2 separate regions of the Mus musculus genome follow, and region 2 is linked to region 1. A link is a loop called in an ENCODE intact Hi-C map of the cell type or tissue named here. Cell type or tissue: gastrocnemius. All regions are shown on one strand. Links, peaks and the distances in the headings refer to the core of each region. The heading gives the core; the rest is flanking DNA. Region 1 overlaps A930035F09Rik (a long non-coding RNA gene). Region 2 has its middle 110 kb from the start of Gm32590.

Evidence for each region. A loop is a pair of places that touch in the nucleus more often than their neighbours do. Peaks named below come from ENCODE experiments on the same cell type or tissue, not always from the same donor. Only the 100,000 strongest peaks of a DNase experiment are listed, where the experiment ranks them.
Region 2: a loop joins it to region 1, with 1.9 times the contacts of the local background. A loop is called at or near these places in 2 of 42 quality-filtered maps.

The regions. Positions count from the first base shown.
Region 1 is chr8:128,213,576-128,224,377 of GRCm38, forward strand. The region is part of intron 1 of A930035F09Rik (a long non-coding RNA gene); the gene reads right to left. Among named protein-coding and RNA genes, the nearest start is that of Mir21c, 59 kb to the right of the region's middle. In gastrocnemius, for the core only: no CTCF peak of the experiment used is centred there; DNase peaks (open chromatin) are centred at 6,166 and 6,518; H3K27ac peaks cover 1,335 bases.
Region 2 is chr8:127,909,424-127,920,225 of GRCm38, forward strand. No RefSeq gene overlaps it. Among named protein-coding and RNA genes, the nearest start is that of Gm32590, 110 kb to the left of the region's middle. In gastrocnemius, for the core only: no CTCF peak of the experiment used is centred there; no DNase peak of the experiment used is centred there; H3K27ac peaks cover 3,647 bases.

The DNA.
Region 1 (10,802 bases), core at 1,855-9,854:
GGCAGATTTCCATGGTGGCATGTTTATTTCTTGCAAAGTGGACTTGATTGCAGTACTGGCATTTATTAATAAGAGCTTATTGGGTGGTGCTGGGAGAGAAATCTGAACTTAAATATCCTCAGAAAAGACCGGGGAGATGAGATACACTGTAGACCTGTAATAAATAATCCAAGGAACTAAAGGGAAAACCTGCTGTCTTCATTTTCAGTGAACCTAACAGAACATTTTTCTCTAGATGTCTCACTGGCCTTTGATGGGAATTTATAATACTGGGGATTTCGTAAAACTTCAGGTCTGGTAAGACCAGGCTAAATTGATAGAGAAAGTGTGCAGAGGGCTATTTTCAAGCTCACCATGGAATTTACAGTTACTAAGTCAGGCATGCTGGGAGCCAAGCTCTGAATGAAACAAACTAGCTCAGGCTTAACCAGCACAACACCAGAGGTCCAGACAAATCACAAGGGCACAGGAAACACCACGCATTCACAAGTCCACTGCTGGGCACCCCTCTAGTTCTCTCATTCTTTCATTAATTCATTACTTCAGTAACCTTCAGAGAATGTCTAGTGTCTTCCAGCTCTAGGAACTTCTCTATTGTGGGGATTTAAGGCATTTTTCCCCCCTTGTAGTTTAGACTCTATTTTATCAGGACATTTCTTCCCCCCTGTGGAAGAAAGTTGACTGCCTTGGGAAAAACAATAAGAATTTTTCTCAAGAAGAGAAAACAATTGATTTCAAACCAACCTGGGAAGGTCAAGTAGAGATTGGGAAGTTGATGGTCAACTAAGACACAGACTCAATTTTTATCTCAGAGTGCAGTGTGGATTTAAAGAGGCCAGCCCTCAGTTAATCAGCCAGCTCTGCTTTCATTCCAAGACTTCTTACTTCATCCCTGAATTCTTGCCAACATTACTCCAGCAGTTTCCACACTCAGGATGCAGGAGATGTGCGAGCAGGAAGGTCCTTAGTAAATAACTCACAGAAAAAAATCACAGGAAGGCCTTCTTAATTCTTAATTCCATAATCTTGTACGTGCTTAGATACACTTAATGATTTTTTTTGAGCCCCAGTTCTTCCCTAAGGTGGGAAATTACCTTCGCCTTTTTTCTGTTGCAGTGAGAGGACCCAGAACCTTCAGTCATAAGTTGACATGGTGCGACCTGCTGCAGCAAATACAGCAGTGTGGGCATTTCATAATAATCCAGAAGCTGCTGTTTCTAACTTGCAAACTCCAAGCTCTCTCTCAGTGGGTGACTGTTATGTGTAGATTGCTGTCGCTTTCTACACAAAAGCTTAAAAGCAAAAGAATGGTTGCAATGGGCATTGCTTAGGATTTAATTTATTTATTTCCTAATATATGATATAGAATCTCACTCTTACCATACCCCACTCTGGTCTAGAATTTGATCTGTAGCCCAGTTTATGTCAAACTTGCATATAGCCCAGGCTGGCCCAGAACTCACTATGTAGCCCAGATTTGCCTAGAATTCTATGCAGTTCTAGATGGCCTTTACCTTAAGGAAATTCTGCTGCTGAAACCTCCAGAGTACTGTGATTACAGGCATGAAATAACATACCTGGCTTATGGATTGCCACATGAATGTATTTCCTGTGTAATCACTGAGTATCTAAAGACAGATTGCCCCCATCATGAGATGTTGTGTTCTCTGCAGACTTGTGTGCACTGTTCATGGCTGGCTTTGCCACAGTGGAACTCTTCTAGCTTCATGTTAGAGTCTTTGAACTGGAAACACCTTTGTTTTTTATTTGGGAGGATTGTTGTTTGTTGGTTGGTTCGCTGTTCCTGGAATAGGATCTCACATAGCACAGTTACCTCTGACTTGCTGTGTAGCCAAGGGTGACTTTGAACTCCCCATCCTCCTGCATCTATTCACTTAATTTTCCAAAGTACACTGTAGTTTTAATAAGGTTAAACCTCAGACTCACCTTTAAGCTGATCAACTAATTTTTCTTTCATTCTAAAGTTTTATTCTGGGATGCCAGGCACTTATCACCACACCCAGTTTAGAAGAATTTTTAAAGTATGCTATTTACACCAATTTCTCTAAATGCCTGTAGCCATACAGGGAAAAGAAATTCATATCTGAGGTCAAATCTACAACTTTCTAGTTCAAACCATAGCCGCTTAGCAGAGGTCTAGGAAGAATGTCCCTTACCTTTTCATAATGGCTCATGGAAGAGTCAAATGCCATGACCCTAGGAAATTCACATCTAGTCTTTCTAGCTCAGTTGATTCCCTGGAGAAAGGTTTTCATTACCTTGAGTTGTCATGGAATCTAATCCTTTAATTTGTTTAAGTCTCATGAAGTTCAAAGGTTGCAGGTGGACAAGGTAATAAAGAAAAGGGACAGTTTGTTCCCCAGTCCTTCACTCAGGAAGGGATACCATGATTCCAGCGGAGCCTGGCAGCTCTGATGCTTTCTGAAGGAATGCTTATGACCAGGACAAGTATAAAGAATATTTGAAGTCAAAACAAGTACTTCTTTTAAAAATGAGGTGATTCTGCAAGTTTGTGGGAAACTGAGATTTAAAAAAAAATGCAAATTGATGTTCTTCAGGAAACCCGGGGCACTGTTCCTTTGTTCTTTGACACAAAACAGAGGGCCTGCTTAACTCTCATAGCTCCCCACAGAGCCAAGGAATTCTCAGTTAGAGACACAGTTTCATGTAGAAGAAGGAAAAGGAGGAGGAGGAGAAGGAGGAGGAGGGAATCCATAAGAAATGGAAGGAAGAGGGTTCTCTGACTTGTTTCTTCATTCTAGGAGGGTATAGGAAGATTCCGCATAGCCTGTTCTTCATTAGGCACACATCTCTATGTGACCCTACCTTTCTTACTTAAGCAAGCACTGACCTGAATGGAATCAACAAATTATTAATTTCTACCTATCTAAGGCTACCTAATACATCAATATTCATGCTTTCTTCTCAGGAACTCACAGACTCTTGTCATTGTCATTTGTTATTTTTAAAGCAAACTATATGTATATGCTTTGTTTTGTTTCATTTTGTTTTAGCAAACAGAATTCTAAGCAAACTGTATATCAAGGTCTACACCTGAAATTCTAGAGTTCTTTTCGTGACATGGGAATGATGGATGATGGGGGGTTAGCAGGCTGTCAGAATGGGCACTTCACACTGGCAGTCACTGCTGCTTTTGGTTTTTTATAATATAACACATAATGTTTTATCATCAGTTACACTGTAGTGTGTAGCTTTTGCTACTATGCCTTAAGCTTTGGGAACAGGCTGCACTACCATCCCCCACCCAGATCCACTGAGGAAGCAACAACAACAACAACAACAACAACACACACACACACACACACACACACACATACACACACACACACACACACACACACACACACACACACACACCAGTTAATCTTAAAATGCCTTTGCTAACCTAATGACTGTGCACTGCTAAACTTCCCCTGCCACCCCAGACATAATTGAATAGAGTAGCCATTGGCCACTCAAACCAAAAATGTAGATGGCTTTATCTCCTGCAGCTACTACCTCCTTCTTCTTCCCCAGCTCCCTCAATTCTGCCAACTCTAAGGGTCCCGCCCTGTTCTTAGTCACTGGTCTCTTCTTCCTTTACTGATGGATCAAGAACCAATTGGTGAACAGGACCTTAGCATCAGCATCAACTCCTACAACACCCATTTTATGTCTCAACTGTAACTTAAATGAGTGGCTTTCTTTCATTCTTCAGCATGTGTGCCACCATGTGCGAGGTGACAATTGTCAGTGCTTGAAGAGTAAATGTGGTTAGTGATCTGTGACAGTTAATGAAGCATGAGAAAGTCTAGACTAGAGTTCTGGTCATCTGTCCCTTTTGTGCCCTTGGGATTTGTTTATTAATTTAAAAAGACTTGTCCCTAAGTGGCACATGAGTTGTAGGTAGGTTTAACTTATGGTCCTTTAAATGTTCATGGCATTTGTGACTTTCAATGTTTGTGGAAGCTAAAAATCTGGGTATCTTAAGACATGAGAAAGCACAACGGATTTATGAAGATACGGGATTCTAATATTTGTTTAAGGGGAAATGAGGGCTAGAGAAGTAGCTGAGTAGATTCTTGTCCAGCATGCATAAAGCCCCTACTAAAGCTTAGTGATGAATATCTGTGTGGGAAGGCAGAGGTCAGAGGATCTGGAGTTCAAGATCATCCTCAGCCATACAGTGAGTTTGAGGCTAGTTGGGGTGAAGGAGAAAGGAGAGGAAAGGACACCAGGCTTAGCTCTTCACTGTCTTGTCTGAAGCACACAAAACAACTCGCTATGGGGACTGGGGCACTTACTATCCTTCCAGCCAGCACTCACCAAAACTGTGGCTATTTTGACTTAGTCAAATAAAGCAGCCAGAGGGTAATTCTGTATCTAAATCAACTGGGACCATTTGACATCAGCAGAGGTGAAGCCCCCCAATGCACAGCCTTCCCAGGAGTCTTCCATAGGGCAGTGAGTATAGAGACGTGCAGATCCCTCTGACTGAGGAACACACACCCTCAGGATTCCCATCAGGGGTGATCTAATCCCAGTCTCTTTATTTTATAGATGCAGACATCAAGTCCCAGGAAATTAAACTCATTTGCCAAGGACTGTTTAGTTGCAAAGATGTCTTTATCTTTATCTGAAATTAATCTTTCTGTTTATATTTGCTTTCATAGAGAGACAATAAAATTCACATAATAATGATATCATTTTGTCTGTTTTCCAAGCAAGCTTATGTAAAGAAAAAAAATCACAACTAACTTTTGGGAATTAAAAACATTAATAATAATGAAACTATTTTCCTATAAAACTGGGAGTATAGTTATTTCCAAAGTCCTATTAGGAAAATTATTAGTGCTTCTTTCTCTCACTAGAATTCCCCAAACAAATTTCTTTGATATTTTACTCATTATTTTTATAATTAGGCATAAAGTGATTCAGACTTTATCCATAATTTAGCAGATCCTTGTGGTTATTTCCAAATAAGATTAGTATTTCTGCACATTACAGATAAGCAGTCAGCCACATGTGATATAACATCCTTTTTCAAATAATTAGGTTTACAATGTGACATGAGCAATTCCTCACTATTAGAAGATGATAAAATTAATAAGAAACAGAAAATTCTGCTGTCAGTGAATTGAAGCTAAAGGAGGGTACATGTAACATCGTGGTGTCCCCATCAGGAGGCAGACATCCCTCTAACACATAATTTTAACCTGTTAGTTGAGAGTGGCCAGTGCCTAATACTTCCTTTTGAAAAAAAATTTAAAAAGCCCACATTGTCAGACTCTGAGTCTAAGATGTTATCTTTTTATGAGTGTTCTATGAGCATGTGTCACCTTTTCAGTGAGGCACACAGAGGCAAAGGACTACCTTCTCACCCTGTCAGGAACTTCAGACAGTGACTGGAGGTTCTAACTATTCCCCGGGAAGTTGTATTGTTACTGGCTACATGGGGAATAACTACATACTAAGATAAAGGAGAATTCTTTAAGTTCCAAACACTTGACCTTAACGTTCTGTTGATTAAGAACCACTATTGGATCTCCAAGAGCACTCAAGTGGGTATTTGTTCAGAGAAATTTAAAAGCAAAGGTGCCAGGAAAGAGGAATCTAAAAACAGAATTGGAACTCTGAGATGCCAGAAGAGAGTAAACCTTGTAATTCAGTATGGTAGGCCAGTGCTTCCAGACTTATTGCATCCAGAGTCAAGGTCATCTTTCTGAAGAGCATCAGAGGGGAGGTGTGGGTTAAAATGGTGCATTTGCCCTATTTGGGCTGTTACCAAATTTCCAATGAATGGAAACCCAACCTAGGACTTCTACTTCCTGACTTACAGAGACACTGGACTATTGGACATATTGAACATTTGTGGTAAATGCTTGTTAATGGAATAGTCCTTACCCTGGAGTCTCTATGTCTAAGCTTCCCTCTTCCTTCTTTGGGCTTTCTAATCTGTATTCTTCAGACTTAGCATTCATCTGATGTACTTCCAGACCATTCTGCTATTTCAGATACTACCTTAGCAAAATTTCTAAGTGCTAAAGACTCTTAAAAAATACACTTAGAAGGGAGATTAGGTAAGAATCCTAAGTATGCTGCCAGCCCTGGGACACTTGCCTAGTGACCTAATTTCATGGGAATTTGCCAGGCCTACTCTGTGGAAGAATTCCAGGCCTATCCCTTCAGCCCCATGGCTTATTCAGCTGACAGTGCACACATCCAGGCTGTTCACATTGTTCTGACCTTCAGAGATTGTCTTTAATAGTGCTCTAGTTACTGCATAAATCCTAGTAAATGAAGAGACAGTCATGTTCATGGCTTATAAAATTCATACAACTACAAGCTCTTATGTCAAATGGTAAGAGTGTGTGTGTGCGTGTGTGTGCATGAATGTGTGCATGTACGTTTGCATGTACGTTTGTTTGCATACATGTGGTAGCCGGAGACCATCCCTGGGTATGATTCCTTTAGTGCTGCCAATCTCGGTCTGGAACACTACAAGTCGTCTAGGCTTCCTGGCAATCAGGCCACCGGGATCTACCTGTCTCTTCTTCTTAGCACCAAGGTTTCAAGCATATGTGACCAACATTTCAACATGGGTTCTGAAGATCATATTCAAGTCCTATGCTTGTAAGACAAACTCTTTACTGACAGCCGTCTTCCCAGCCCTCAGAATGATATGTCTTAGACTGAATTGAGACATGCACCCTTTTCTCATTATTCTAGACTTCTGTCACAAGCATGCTGAATACTTTCAGGAGCTTCTGTGAATGAATTATCTGTTATCAAGATTGTTCTATGAAAGACAAATTTCTTGTTGCCCACATGCTTCTTTGTGTAATTCTTTTTTCTCTCCTAGCTCTTTCTGAAGCCAGATCTGAAGTTATTTTAGACATCACTGCCAATTGGACATGGTTTTATATTGATCCAACATTCTCTTCAGAAAACTACCACAAAAGCATTGTGTGTTGGTCATTCAGAACTGCACTTTTAATTCTCTTCTATACACAGGCTTATGACCTTTCCAGAACAGTCGTACCTGGCTCTCTTCTCCCATCTGGAAATGTTACAATGGCCTCTGGTCATGTCCACCATATGTTTTTAGATAAGGTATCTCACTTAAGTTCATTAACTTAAGACTTTATAACCCTATACAGCCTGCTCGGGGCACTAATGAAAAGAAAGAAAACCTATGTTATTATCCCACTTTTTTTTTTCTTGATGTTGTTGGTTTTGGTTTTTGGTTTTTGATTTTTGCCAGGGCTGGGAGAACTGGAAGGATGCTCAGTTGGTAAAGTGCATGGTATGCCAGCATAATTACCTAATTTGAATCCCTAGCACCCACTAGAAGCTGGGCATAGTGGTGTGCACCTATAACACCTATAACCATACTGGTGGGGTGGGGCAGAGATAGGTTGATTCCCTAGAACTTGCTGATGAGCCAAACTAGGCAATTGGTAGCTCAAAAACTGAAAGTTTTTGTTTCTATTAAGAAAATGGTTAATACAAACCTCTGACACCATCCCATGTACACGCACACACATATATCTGTATATGCATGTACACACACAAATATGTACTCATGCATATATTACATGCAAATACATATACAGAAGAAATGTTAAGATAAAAAGGCTTTTTGAACTCTCATGCATTTATATATGTGGGATAGGGATGCGGTAAGACCAGAGGTAAACTTTGGATGTCTTACTCAATTGATGTCCACCATATGTTTTTAGATAAGGTATCTCACTGAGCTTACCCCAGGGATCTCCAGGCTTCCAACTTCCCAGCACAGGGATCATAGAGACTTATGGTCAGGCTTAGGTTTTTTATGTGGGTTCTGGGGAATCAAAGTCCAGGCCCCATGCTTTACAGACTGAGTTTCCCCCAGACCATGAACATTTATGTATCACTTATTATATAATATGGCACAATAATTCTAAAATATCCCATACTTACTTGAAACAAGCTAGGTTTTACCTCATTTTATTTATAAAATAAAATAGAAACATTTTGTTACCGTACCAAAAGTTGATGTAGCAAATTTTGTGACAAAGCCCTTTAGGTAATGATTTAAGAAAGTTTATTCCAGGTTAAAGATAGATAGATAGATAGATAGATAGATAGATAGATAGATAGATAGATGTAGATATACATGTAGGTATATCAGTGTGCTTTGTACCTTCTCTGTCCCTTCCTCTGTCCCTCCTATTTTCAAGCAACACATATCTGGTGGCTTTTTAAATAATTAGATTTTAATCAGAATGTCTGGTTGATGCAGTCAGAGTCCCACAAGCACCACAAGTTTCAAGGGGAGGGGAATGGTGACTTTGGAGAATTAGGTTCTGTGCTCATCACAGGTAACCTTCAATTCACTCAGGCCCTGTGAACACCCAGGGTGTGCTATGATTGAGATGGGTTCTCTGGCATCAGTGTCTGAGCCTGGTAGTCAGACATTGAATGGAGGTTAAAACAGGAGTGGGTCCAACTTTGAAGGAGACAGAGTTGTTTTACAAAATTAAGTTTTTGGCATTTTGATCTTTCCCAAGCTGGCTCCAAGTCCACTGAGTCATCTCTAATTTTTATATTGAAAGTCAAGATAAAGGGACCTTCAGAGTGAGAGAGGAGCAAGAAGATGAGGAGGAGACAGCTTAAAAATGAAAACGTATAAAAGCCTTTACAGTACAAACCCTTATATCATGTAGCTTTTATGACCACAAACAAACACAATCAACAATGTAAGCACGTATCTAAGAGCAAAGACAATCACCAAAGTGTGCTGCATAATAACACAATTTGAAAACATATATTCAACAGCAGAGAAACCTCAAAGCGATGGAGTGCACAGGAGGTCCCAAAATACTCTATGTAAAAGGACCAAACTTATTTGAAATAAGATTTTAAGAGGGGAGGAAGGATACAGAACAGCTTCTGTAACAAGATTCTGTGCTCACCTTTCTTTCTTCCTTCCTTTCTTCCTCTCTCTCTTCCTTCCTTCCTTCCTTCCTTCCTTTCTTTCTTTCTTTCTTTCTTTCTTTCTTTCTTTCTTTCTTTCTTCCTTTCTTCCTTTCTTCCTTTCTTCCTTCTCTCTCTCTCTCTCTTTCTTTCTTTCTTTCTTTCTTTCTTTTTTTGTTGATTAATTAGTGCCACTTATTAGTGAGGAGTCAGTGTGGTATTTCCATGAGATCAGCTTGTGTAACTTTTCAGCTATTCCTCATCCTTAAGTCTCTTCCAAACTTCCTATTGTCACTATTCTGCATTCAGGTTCATGTTTTCAGCGTCCATCCCATATTCAGCTGAGTGTATAGTGCCCATCTATCTCTCAGGCTTATTTCATTTGACATAATAATCTTCACTTCCATCCATTTTCTGTAAATGCAGGATTCTGTCCTTTTCTATAGTTGGGTAATAGCCCACTGTGTCTGTATGCCATATTTTATGTATTCATTCATCTCTTTCCAGGCATTTTGACTGATTCTGTATCTAGGCTACTATGCACGGAAACACCTAGATATGCAGTCCTCTTTGGGGTGCTGGTTTCATTTCCTTTGGGAATATATTCAGGAGTGAAGTGGCTGGAGGGTAAGATGGATTTGATTTTGGCCATTTTCAGGACTTCCACACAATTGTAATGTTCTACCCTCTTACATCCTCACTGGCTATTTATAGTGCTTGTGCAATTGTTTTGCAATTTTAACCATGGTAACATGGTATCTCATTGTGGTTTGTTTTATGCTTCCTTGATGGTTAAAGCAGTACCTTCTCAGGGTAACATATGAATAGAAGTACTTTAATGTTTATAACTGAATTGTCCAGTTGTTACATGGGGAATTTGTTACACAAAAGGAAAAGAAAGTACAAAATTTTATATTTAAATATTTTCTCCTGTTTTCTTAAAAGATTATTTTAAAGGGAGAAGACTGAAGTTGTTACAGATTAAGAATGCCCTGACTAGCCCCAGCATGGGAGAACAGAGGAAGAAGACTCACTTTGAGGAGAGCTAGGCAAGTGGGAAAACATGTCATGGCTTTCTCCTGGACAGCTGAAGTTCCTCAGAATCTGTCCAGGCTCCACTTACCAATGGAAGGAATGGCCACAGGGTGGGGGAGGAGTAGGGGAATGGCAAGGAGCCAAGGAGCTCTTAGCACCATCCACAGACACCTTAAATATGCCAGCTGCCAAAACATTCTCATAGGAACAGTAGGGGCCCACCATTTTACTGAAATATCTACACTCATACATGTGTACATATGCCCACACATATCCACATGTGGGCACACAGAAACAAGCACACACATTGACATGTGCACCTGTTCTCATACACACTCACACATGCGCCCAAAGTCACAGCACAGAGAGAGGATGACACCCTCTCAATATGCAGAGAAGAGACAGAGAGGGATTTTTCTAGCATGCATCTCAAGATGCCTGCCTCTCTGTTCTTTTCTCATGGACAAAGGAAAAGGGGTCTACCACTAGCCCTTTCAGCGTCTGCTGTCTCCGTGCCTTCCTACCACCTCAGGATCATCCCAGCCATTAAGCTGAGGATCAGATTGCCTGGGACTTGCAAACTATTTAAGTAATGACAATCCAATCATCTATTTCTTCATCCAGAAAAAAAAATTCATTGGACTCAAAACAGGGATAATGAAACTCAAATGTAGTAAATACTAAAATGTATGTAAAATGTAATATCATCTCAGCATTGTAAACTTAGCATTCATAAACATTTTGGTGCATTTGCAAACAATTTGTGAGTAGATGTTCTCAATTTT
Region 2 (10,802 bases), core at 1,493-9,492, 300 kb before region 1:
GTAAAATCTCTTAAAGAGCTGGGTCATATGATACTGAGAGTGTGTTTGTCTCATTGTTAAGGTGTAGTCTCTCTTCCATGCATTGTGATGGTCAGAATTCACTCTTTTTTTTTTAACCTGTGAAAAGCAATGGAATGGAGGAAAGATTTACTTTTTAATATAATATGTTACCAGGCTCTGCATCCTCAAAGTTCTACTTGAGCCTATCTTCTGTGATTTGAATGTGAAATGTCTTCTTCAGCCTTATGTGTTTGAACACTTGGTCTAACAACTATTGGTGACCTAGGGGAAGGTTCTGTAATCTCTAGAAGGTGGAGCCTCATTGGAGGAAGTGGGACACTCCTTGAGGTACATCCCTCCCCTCACTTCCTGTTTACTTTTCTTTCCTGCCTGTAGGGGCGGGTTCTCGTTGTCAGGCTTTTCTTATGATGATAGACTATCCCTCCTCCAACTGTGAACCCAAATCAACTCTTCAACCCCTTAAATTCTCAGATATTTTGTCAGCAAGGAGAAAATGACTATGAATACTCCCAGAACAGTGAAATGAGCTGGAGACCACATATAGATATGAGGGTCATTACATGGCCATATAAAGTAGAAGCTACATCTGTCAAACTTATGTAGAGACAGAGACGTAGGAGAGGTTTGCTCTCTTTACAAGGTCTTAGCTGTAGTGCATCACCTCTCCTCAGCAACCCCCACCCTGATGTTCCTCAGAAATTGCTCGGGCCACCCTTCTGGTCTGATCTCATTTTCTTGTCAAAAACAACTTTCTTCTGTGGCTTATCTCTTAGGAAAAATCTGATAATCTAAATCTAGACCAAACTTCGCTGTGTGTGTGTGTGTGTGTGTGTGTGTGTGTGTGTGTGTGTAAGTGCACATATGCAGAGGTCTTTGAGAATACTATGGTTAAGTCTATTAAGATCTCAGATTTAATTTATATTTTAGCAATGCCCACAGAGCCTTGATACAAAATAGAATAGTGCAGGCTGGAGTCATGGTATGAGATTTGAAAAAACAAAAACAAAAACAAAAACTTAGTGAGTGAAGCCATTTCCACTGTATTTGAATCCTGTGGCACCTCAGTGACTGGGTAAGTACTATCTATGCTAGCTTTGGAAACACTGAGCATGTACTATTGAATCCAACAAGACCAAAGGTGTTGCACTGACTCAAGTTTCATGGCTACTGAGTAAAAGTTTTGGATGTTTTCTTGGAAAAGAATATAGGGATGGTTACAAGATGTTGTGAGCAGCTTTAGAGCTGGCGAGCTAGTCCAGGCTGCAGCCTTAGCTTGTGTGCCAATCCGTTTGAGAATGTGACATTTTCCCAGTACCATATAGCATCTCTCATCCCACCTCAAACAAGGGAAGTACTTAGGCTACACATTAAGCCTCCTTCCACCTCCTCCCACTGAAATAAACATCCACTCAGATCTGATCCATCTACTTTGCCAAAATGTTGGTGTCTTCTGCCATTTACCCTTTAGAAGAGTTTGAATGAGTTCTTCGCTTTAAATATAATATGTTCCCCACAGGCTCCTAAATTGTGGAACCTCTAGGAAGTGGAAACTCACTAGAGAGGGTATGTCACTGGGACCTTGAGGTTTTATAGCCTGGCTTCAACTTCTCTTCATTCTCTACATTCTGGTTGCTTATGGAATGTAACCTGCAGCTAGCCTCATACACCTGCTGCCCTGATTTCTGGGCCATGATAGAATGTATCCCCTCCAACCCTAAGTCCAAACAAACCTGTCCTTCCTCAAATTGCTTCTTTTTATGTATTTTGTTACAGCAATGAGAAAAGTAACTGCTATGAAAAGTTCCTTAGCCACTCTTAGTTTTCTACTCTATACAGTGGCAATGATAACAATTTGCATCAGTCAGCTTTCTATCACTCTAAGGAATACCTGAGACAGTAACTCTATCAAGAGAAAAGGTTGGGGACTAGAGAGATGGTTCAGGCAGTAAGGAGCCTACAACTCAAGCATGAGGAGATTAGAGGCTCAGCATCCACAGACAAAGCCAGGCAATATGGCATGTATCAGTAACCCTAGCACTGAGGAGACAGAGGCAGAAGGATCTCTATGGCTTGCTGGCCAGCCAGCCTGTCTGAATCTGTCAGCTCTAGATGATTCAACGAGAGAGCCTATTTTCAAAAAAGAAGTGGAGAGTGATCCAGGAAGATAACAAAGTCAGTATGTGGCTTTCATATGAACATACACAAACATTCACGTTTAAACACCCACATGAACACATTCTCCCCATGTCCACATGAAACAGAAAGGTTGATTTTAACTCAGAGTGGAACAGTTTCAGTCCATGTGTGATCATTTTGGTCCTAATGACCTTAGGCCTGTGGTGATGATAACATCATATTGTGGCCACAACACAAAGGAGAGGAGGAACTTGGGTCCCACAGTCCACCTCAAGGACATTTTTCCAACCTGCTAACTTTTTCCCATTAAGCCTGACCTCCAAAGGTTTCATCACTTCCCAATAGCACCTCTCTGGGGGCCCAGTGCTGCACACATTGGCCTCTGTGGGATATTAGAGACCCACTGTATAGGAAGCACCTACCTCACAGAGCTGCTAAGATGAGATGGGATATGTGGGCAAGTGGCCTGGATCATGTGATCATTCTTACATGATCATTTTAGTTCCCTTGTGTACAGTTGAGGCCTTGGGAGGGAGGGTGGTTAACTCCTGATACATTGTAGTAGCTGCATTTTCCAAGTTTCAGATGACAGGGAAAAGTTAATGTCTAGCCAAGTCCAGTAGCCATCCTTTACTTCCCAGAAAAACAGACGGGGATGATGCTGTTGCACAGCACTTCTCCTTTGACTCCAGGGATACAGAAACAATCGATTGTCAATGTCTTCCCCATGGATACAGAGGTAATAGTTTGGCAACGTCTAACACATTATGACTAGCCCAAGTACACCTGACAACTGTTACTGGGCTGGGGATTGTGATGAGATGAGAAAAAACTGCACTTTTCACGTGTTGACTTTCATGGACCACATCATTATCTTTAAATAGAAGGCGATGCTTGAGCACAATGGCTGGGTCTCTTCTCCCATGCCATTGCTGATGCTCTCTTCAGAACTCTGTCTTCAGCTCTCTGGAATGTGCTGCTTTCAGATACTAAGGGCCAACGTTTCAATTGGCCTCTTTCCCCGTCCTCCTGTTATTTACAGGTGCTGTTTCTGAATGCAGAAATTCCAATTTACTAGTGTAATTACCCAATTTATATGCACAAAGGTGGGCTGCCACTCACAAAAATTAATGCTGCCCTAAATAGCAAGTAAGACCAGCTCAGATGTGACTCTCCTTAACATATCAGACCTGTGTGGGAACTCCACACACTGAATTACTTTAGCTAGTTCACTTATTACATTTGGCATAGTGCCTCCATGGGGGCATCCTAACTGAGTGCCAATGGGGAATCTAGGCTTGAAATTGCCAGGTTGTGGGCGACTTCTGTGAATTCTTCACAAAGGTAATATAATGGTAGATGTTGTATGAAATGATTGGTTGGTGGATCCCTGGGTCAGATGACAGTCAAGGAGGCTTTGCCGTCAAAGCAATAAACATACCTTTGTGTCTGAAAAGGGAAGGCGTTTCATGGGGAGGGTTCATAAATGCAGAGATGGATTCTGAGCAAGTTCAATGTTCATTCTAAAATGACTGTAAGAGTCTCATGTTGTCCAAAAAAACCAATCCTAGTGGCTCCTGAGTGATGCAAGAAGGTGATTTAAGAATTCTTACCTGGAAAGAGATGTGGAGCTTGGTAAGAATGTGGCCTTTGGAAAGGGACCATATCTCACCCACTTCAGTATTCTCAATGTACTGTTAGAGAGTTCTCACCATAGAACATAGACACTCAATAGAACATTTGCTGGAGAACTGACTAACACCCTAGGACTCAACAGAATCATAGGGGCAAGCAGCCCCAAGATTGCTGCTCAGGGATTTTAATGTTGAACAATCATGGCTAAATGAGGTGGCATAGGATTAAAAAACAAGTCCAAAGCTGGTACAGTGGGAAATATCTGTTACCTCTGCACTTGGAAGACAGAGGCAGGAGAGTTGAGAGTTTGAGGCCAGCCTGGACTATATAGCAAGACACTTTCTCCAAAAGTCAACAAATAAAAATGGCTAATAAAATTAAATGATGTTTTAAAATAATATGGTTCTCTTCCTCCACTTGAAACAAGGTCTTTCTCTTTAGCCGAGGCTAGCCTCAAACTCCTCATGTTGCTAAAGATGGTCTTGAGCTTCTGGTCTGTAGAATGCTGAGATGACAGGCATGTGCCACTACATTCTGTAATGGCAGTGTTGGCCGTACAACCTGGAACTTCACACAGGTTGGGCAAGCACTCTGCTAAGACACATCCAAAGACTAAAAAATAACATGTTTAAAGGAATTTTTTTCCTCTGATAGGTTTCTCCTTTTCTTTTCTGCTTGATACGTTTTATTCTATCTGGGATGCAGCTGTGTCCTGGTTCCCTCTCCTATGCTAACTATAAGTGGAAGTGCAGGCCCAGGTCTCTAAAGTGGGAGCCCTGGCTCTTTTAAACCAGGGTAAGTACCAATGTGTTAAAGGAGGAAAACCATGACACCACACAACCACAGGAGCTGACACATGTAAAGTCACACCCCTGGGTCCCACTAATGAAGACCAATCCTTTCAATTGGTGTTGTTTCTCCATTGGGTCTATACTCTATGGTGTTCTGATGACAGCTGACCTGGCTGCCTGTACAATAACAGCTGAGCTGGTGGTATACTCCTGAAGTTATGCAACGTTCATTTCTGCCCCAAGCTCACAAGCTTGCAACTGTTTGAAGCTGCTGGATACTACAGTATGTTTCTATCTTTGTGTCTGGCAAGATTTTCTAAGCTCTTAAAATTACTTGCCATTTAGGTAGGCAGGAATCCAGGGAGCGAGGCTTGAAATAAACATGACTACTGGCTTCGTGCTTCCAGTAGCCTGCTGAGGAAATGACCCCTTTTCTTCCTGCTCTTCTCCTTTTGCCTTTGCTTCACTGCCTGTGGTCTTAGCCCTTGTCATTTATTCAGCAATCTGTATAAATTTAACATCAAATGATTAATGACTTCCTTGCCATATTCCAGGAGAAAACTGAGATAAGATTTCTCTGATATCAATAGCATATTTAAAAGTCTAATTTAGGGTGATATGAGTAGCTTTGTGTTCCTTTTGATTTTGTCTTTCCACATCACCTTAAGAGAACTTTTAGCTACTTTCTTCTCTAAGAAGGAGATGGTGGTGATGGGCGAGTAGGAACAGCAAGATGTCCAAAGTGCCCTTCTTTGCCCTGGCCAGACAAGGATATCAACATAACTGACCATGCCAGCAGTGAGATCCCGAGGGCCTGGTCATCATCACTTCTCACACTGGAGGAATTTTATCTGTCCTGCTTCCTGATAGAGAAAGTGAATCCTAAACCCAGTGTTTTTTAAGGTTATGAAAAGACATACTTTAGTTCCCACAAGTAATTCTCTCCTGATACAACAAAACCTACATATTAATAAAGTAAAACCTGGTGTGCAAATATTTTCATAAGCAAGATAACAAGAATGATCACATGCTTTTTACCAAAGCTCCCACCACAGTGGACTGTGCTGAGTGGCTGTGAACACGGTGCTCACAGCACCAGAGAAAGCTGATGGTAAGCACTGGCTCAAGAGTTACATGAGCTGAGAAGCAGTATCTGAGAGGCATTCCCAGCCGGTGTGTGCTGGTACCATCTGATCCCAGTAAGAGTCTCTGTTATAAAAAAAATCAAAGACTATGGTGGGGAGATAGCACAGGCAGGAAAGCACTTGCCTTGTCAATGTGCAGACCTGAATTCCACACCCAGAATTTATATTTTTTAAAAAGGAAAAAATTTAAACATGGTTGCATGCGAGTAACCCCAGAGCTTAAGGGATGGGGAGGTAATGGGTCCCTAGGCTCGTCATTTAGCCAGCTTAGCCTACTGACTGTGCACTAGGACAGTGAGAGACCCTGTCTCAATAAACAAGATAAAGAACTGAGGAATGACACCCGTTGTCAGCCTCTGGGTTGTCCCACAGCACCTGTGCATACTTTAGTGCATATGAATGTGCACTAACACACACACACACACACACACACACACACACACACACACACACACACAATGTCAACTAGCAAATGCTGATGGGCTTATACTGCTGGTAGGAATGTAAATTGGTACAGTCACTGTGAAATCATTATGGAGATTCCTCTAAGACTAAAAATAAAACTCCCATATGATCTAGCTATAGCACTCCAGAAAAGAATCTAAGTCACGCTGCACATTCCTGTTTATTGCTGGCACTACTCAGAAGAGCCAAGATGTGAAACCAGAGTAGATATCCATCAACAGACAACAAAAGAGAATGTGGCATGTAAAGAATACAGAGACCCTGTCATCTGCAATGAAATACATGGAACTGGTCTAGGATCAGAATAAACACTGTGGCAGGAGAGAGACAGAGTGGGAGAGGGAGAGGGAGGGAGAGACGTGGGGGAGGCACAGCAGGATTAATGTATGAGAGAAGCTAGCTGGCAGAGGGAAACTGGAAACCCCATATGACCTGGGCTACAATGTAATAAACAGAACCTGGGACAAAGAATGCAGGAGATATGGTTGCTGTGTAAAACCTTTAAAGATCAGTAGCACTGAGCTTTGGAATGGCTGTCTTGTCAGCTCACTAGTCTCCCTCTACCTAGGGGGGTGCTTTTTAAAAAAATTATAAACAAATTTTCTTCATTTCTATTGCTAGCCATGTGTTCCAGGTACATTTTATTATTAGGAAAATACTGCAACCAGGGCATTTCACTAGGGACACCTTAGATTCTGCAGCTATTCCAGCAGGACACACAGAACAAGTATTATGTATTCTCTCCCTATGTGGAAGGGGAAAGGAGAGAGGGAAGGAAGGAAGGAAGGAAGGAAGGAAGGAAGGAAGGAAGGAAGGAAGGACGGAAGGAAGGAAGGAAGAAACATAGATGAATGACAGGTAAAATAGTGATTGACTAGAAATGATTGTGTTTTGAGAGAAGTATAGACAGTGTGATTAGATTTGATCAGAGTCTTGTAATTGTATGAAACAACTACAGTAAATTCAGCTGATATATGTTAATAAAAAAAAAACTAAAGCTGGGCTGGGGGCGTAACTTGGTTGAATGTTTGTCTAGCATGCATGAAGCTTGGAGTTCAACCCCAGTAGGGCATGAACTGGGTGTGGCATTTGTGCCCTCAGCATTCAAGAGGTAGATATATAAGAGGACCAGGAGTTCAAGTCCCCTCTTGTTTATGGACACAAGAGCTCTTGCAAAGAGGCTGTGTCTGTAAAGGTTGATTGACTGACTCAAACTTCAGTAATGTGGAGAAGTTGGAATTTTGCTAGTCTAGATTCAAATGACCTTGAAGCATTTTTAACCCCTTGATAGACGTTTATTGCTCCTTTGTACACACAAACCTTTCTATGGTGACTATTAGGTAAATGAACAGACCTTTAGTTTCTACCCACCAAAGGGCTAAGAGTGCTGCTAGTTAGCATCTTAGAGTAGAGTGTCCCTTGCATTGCTATAACTCTCCTAAGTGACATACTCATTGATCGATTTGAAAAGTTTGCCTTATGACTTTCTTTTTTTTCTGCAAATATAAAAGCTCATGAAATTGCTGCCTCATTAGAACATCATAGTTGAGATAAACTAAGTCTTTGCTCCCAGGCCATGGTCACTCATATTTGGCTCTAGAACAAACCATGTCTTGTGTTTCTTTTCCGTGAGAGTTCTCTTTCATTAGTACCTACACAGTAAATTGTATGGCAGCTGGAGACTACAAAAAGCACTGTCATTGACAACAACAACAACAAACTTAAAAATAAAAAAGGTAAGAGCAAGATGTAGCCTCTCAGTACGAGCACTCTTTTGCTTTCTGATTGTGGAATAGTATGAAACATATCTGGTCTTTGTCCCTGGTTCCTGTTAGAATTCTTAGATCCCTTCAGGCTTGGCAGTGGTACACATACCTTTTGTCAAAGATAATGAGCCCTTTGCACAGCACCTCAGCTTATGCTAATGAATGTCTTCAGCAGTTCCAGGTGGGTAGGTGGGTCAGGTCACCAGAAAGGTCATATCATTAGTTGGAATTTTCAGCCCCCTCTGGGAAGAGTCCAGGTAGTGCTGGAAATGGAGTTGCATGTGAACACTTGAGTTTTTGAAGTGCTGAATGCCTGGAAGAGCTGGGGACTGACTGGCCAGAGAAGGCACAGAGTCCCCATCCCTATGACATATATTACCTTCCTTTTCATCCAGTGTTTTAGCTGTGTTTTTTATGGCCAACTCTAACAGACTCACAGATGATGTAGGTAACATTTCCCTGAGTTTTGTGAACAAGCTGGCCCAGCAAAGTACTGAGCCAATTCCCTGAGGCTGTGAAAGCCCCAGGGTTGTCTGAAGTAGAAATGGCCTTGTGGGACTGAGGATCATGAACTGAAGTTCCCAAAGGGAAACATTCTGCAAACCCAATTGACTGTGGAAAACTGAATGAAACAAGTTGGAAGCCAAAACCATCTTTGCCTATCTTTGGCCCTTTAGCCACCTACTGGTAGGACTATTATGCAAACCCTCTAGGACTATATGAACAGAGTCCTAGCTTCTACCAACGAAGAATGTCATCAGACAGCATCTGAGCACCATAGCAGAAATTTCCTGCTTTAACCCCCACACACCTGATATTTCCACCACTATATTTTGATAGGGCTGGAAATTCTTTGTTCTACTACTGTGAAAATTTCATGCAATTGTTACCACATTAGAACATGGAATTTGCAGCAACCTGCCTATGATCTGGTATTGTGGGCAGTTGATTTGGATCCAGAATATACTATTTCCTGGTCACTTGGAAGTGAGAGCTGTCTGTCTGTCATTGATTCAGAAGTGGAGTTTCACCACATAGTCTTAGCTGACCTGACTCACTATGTAGGTCAGATGAGTCTTGAGATCTCAGAGATCACTTGTCTCTGCCTCCCTCGAACTGGGATGGAAGGTGTGTGCCACCATGTTTGGCAGCAGGTGTGTGTTTTATATTGTGTTGTTAGGACTTAACCAACGAGCCTAACAATTTTAAGGTAGAGGGTATTGTAACTGATGGAACTGTGAGACTCCACAATGAAACAAAACCTCAGGTCTGATCACAGCTGTTCCACACTGAGTAGGAAAATTGGGGGAAGAGACCATTTTTCCCTACACAGCACTCTGGCTGAAGCAGTAGATGGGCTGAAACCATTACGCCTCACTTCATATCAGGACCCTAACAATCAGAACACTGAAATCGATTTTGTCTGGCAGTTTGTCACTGGCCAAGTAGTACTAGGTCTCAGACAGCCACCCCTCATTTTCTGTTTTGCTTGTTAGTTTTTTCCTCCATCTCTTCTCCTCTTCCTTCTTACTTGTTTCTGTCGAGGACTCTCAGATGACTGAAACCTGGTTCAGTTCACTGAATGTGGATAATGAGGGGGAAAGTACCATTCACAGAATGATGGTAAAGATTAGGGGCCAGAAGCAGCAAGATGCAGGAACCTTGGCTATGAATCAAAACCAAATACAACACAGTAACCTAGTGTCACAGTCCCATAATGCAGTGTCACCAAGCACAACCGGGAGATACAAGTGAGGAAAGTCGGTATGTACGAGAAAGACAAGCACTGGGAGCGTCATCTCCCAGAGCTGCTTCTCCCGGTCTAAGAAGCTTTCAGTTGGGAAATCCGAGCGTTCTCACCAGGAGAGCCTTCTCACTTGTGGAAACGGGCTTATTTCAGAGCTTGCTCATTTTAAGTTAATATGTTGTATCATTTTGCTTTAAGGCAGATGGGAATACCTCTAGCTGCAGAATTTATTACTGTAATGAGCAAGGTGGCTCTTTGTAGACTTCGATGGTGGTTTTTATGTGCACCAGTAACATTTGAGAAATACGGTTACTTGAAGGGACAAAAGTTCCCCCAAAGATACGTGACTGTCACAGAGTACATCTGCTTAGTGATTATTCTAAGTCATGCACAAAGCCAAGACTGAGTGTCTTCACTCTTGGCCACATCTTTAATCTCTCTATGAAGTCCAGGCTGGTATTGAACTCAGAATTTCCTTGCCTAGGGAATAAGAGTATGGATGACTACCACCACACCATTTATTTACTTATTTCTTATGACAATACAAAAGGGTGTTTGCCTTATCATGTTCAAAAGCTCCTACACAGACCTATTTGAATTTTACATTTTAGTTTGGAGCACTAGTAGTGTGTGTATCTTTCTCCTTTCTTGTAATGGCTATGCACACTTTTCATTTTTATTAGTGGAATAGTTCTCATGAGCAAGTAAAGGGTATTTGTAGACACAAACTTCTACCAGAAATGAAAACACAACCCTAATCAGCATCTTCACCACAGGAGTAACTTTGAATATACAGACAAGTGGCAGGATTCTGCCTGACTGCCTCCTTCTGTCAAAAAAGTGAATGAAGAACAGCTAGATCCAAGGTCCTGAGAATTGGGGCTTCCTTGCCTGATGCTCAGGCTTGCACCATTTTACCGCAAGGTAGGGCACAGCATACCCTAGAGTCACCTAATAGCTGTCCCCATTTATGATTTGCTTAGCTGCTTCCAGCCCTTTTGTCCCTACCCTGGCTGTACTTCTATCAAATCCATTTCTTACTTGGGGTTGTTTCTGCATTCATGACCTTTACTCCTGTTTGTCCTTTCAGTGAATT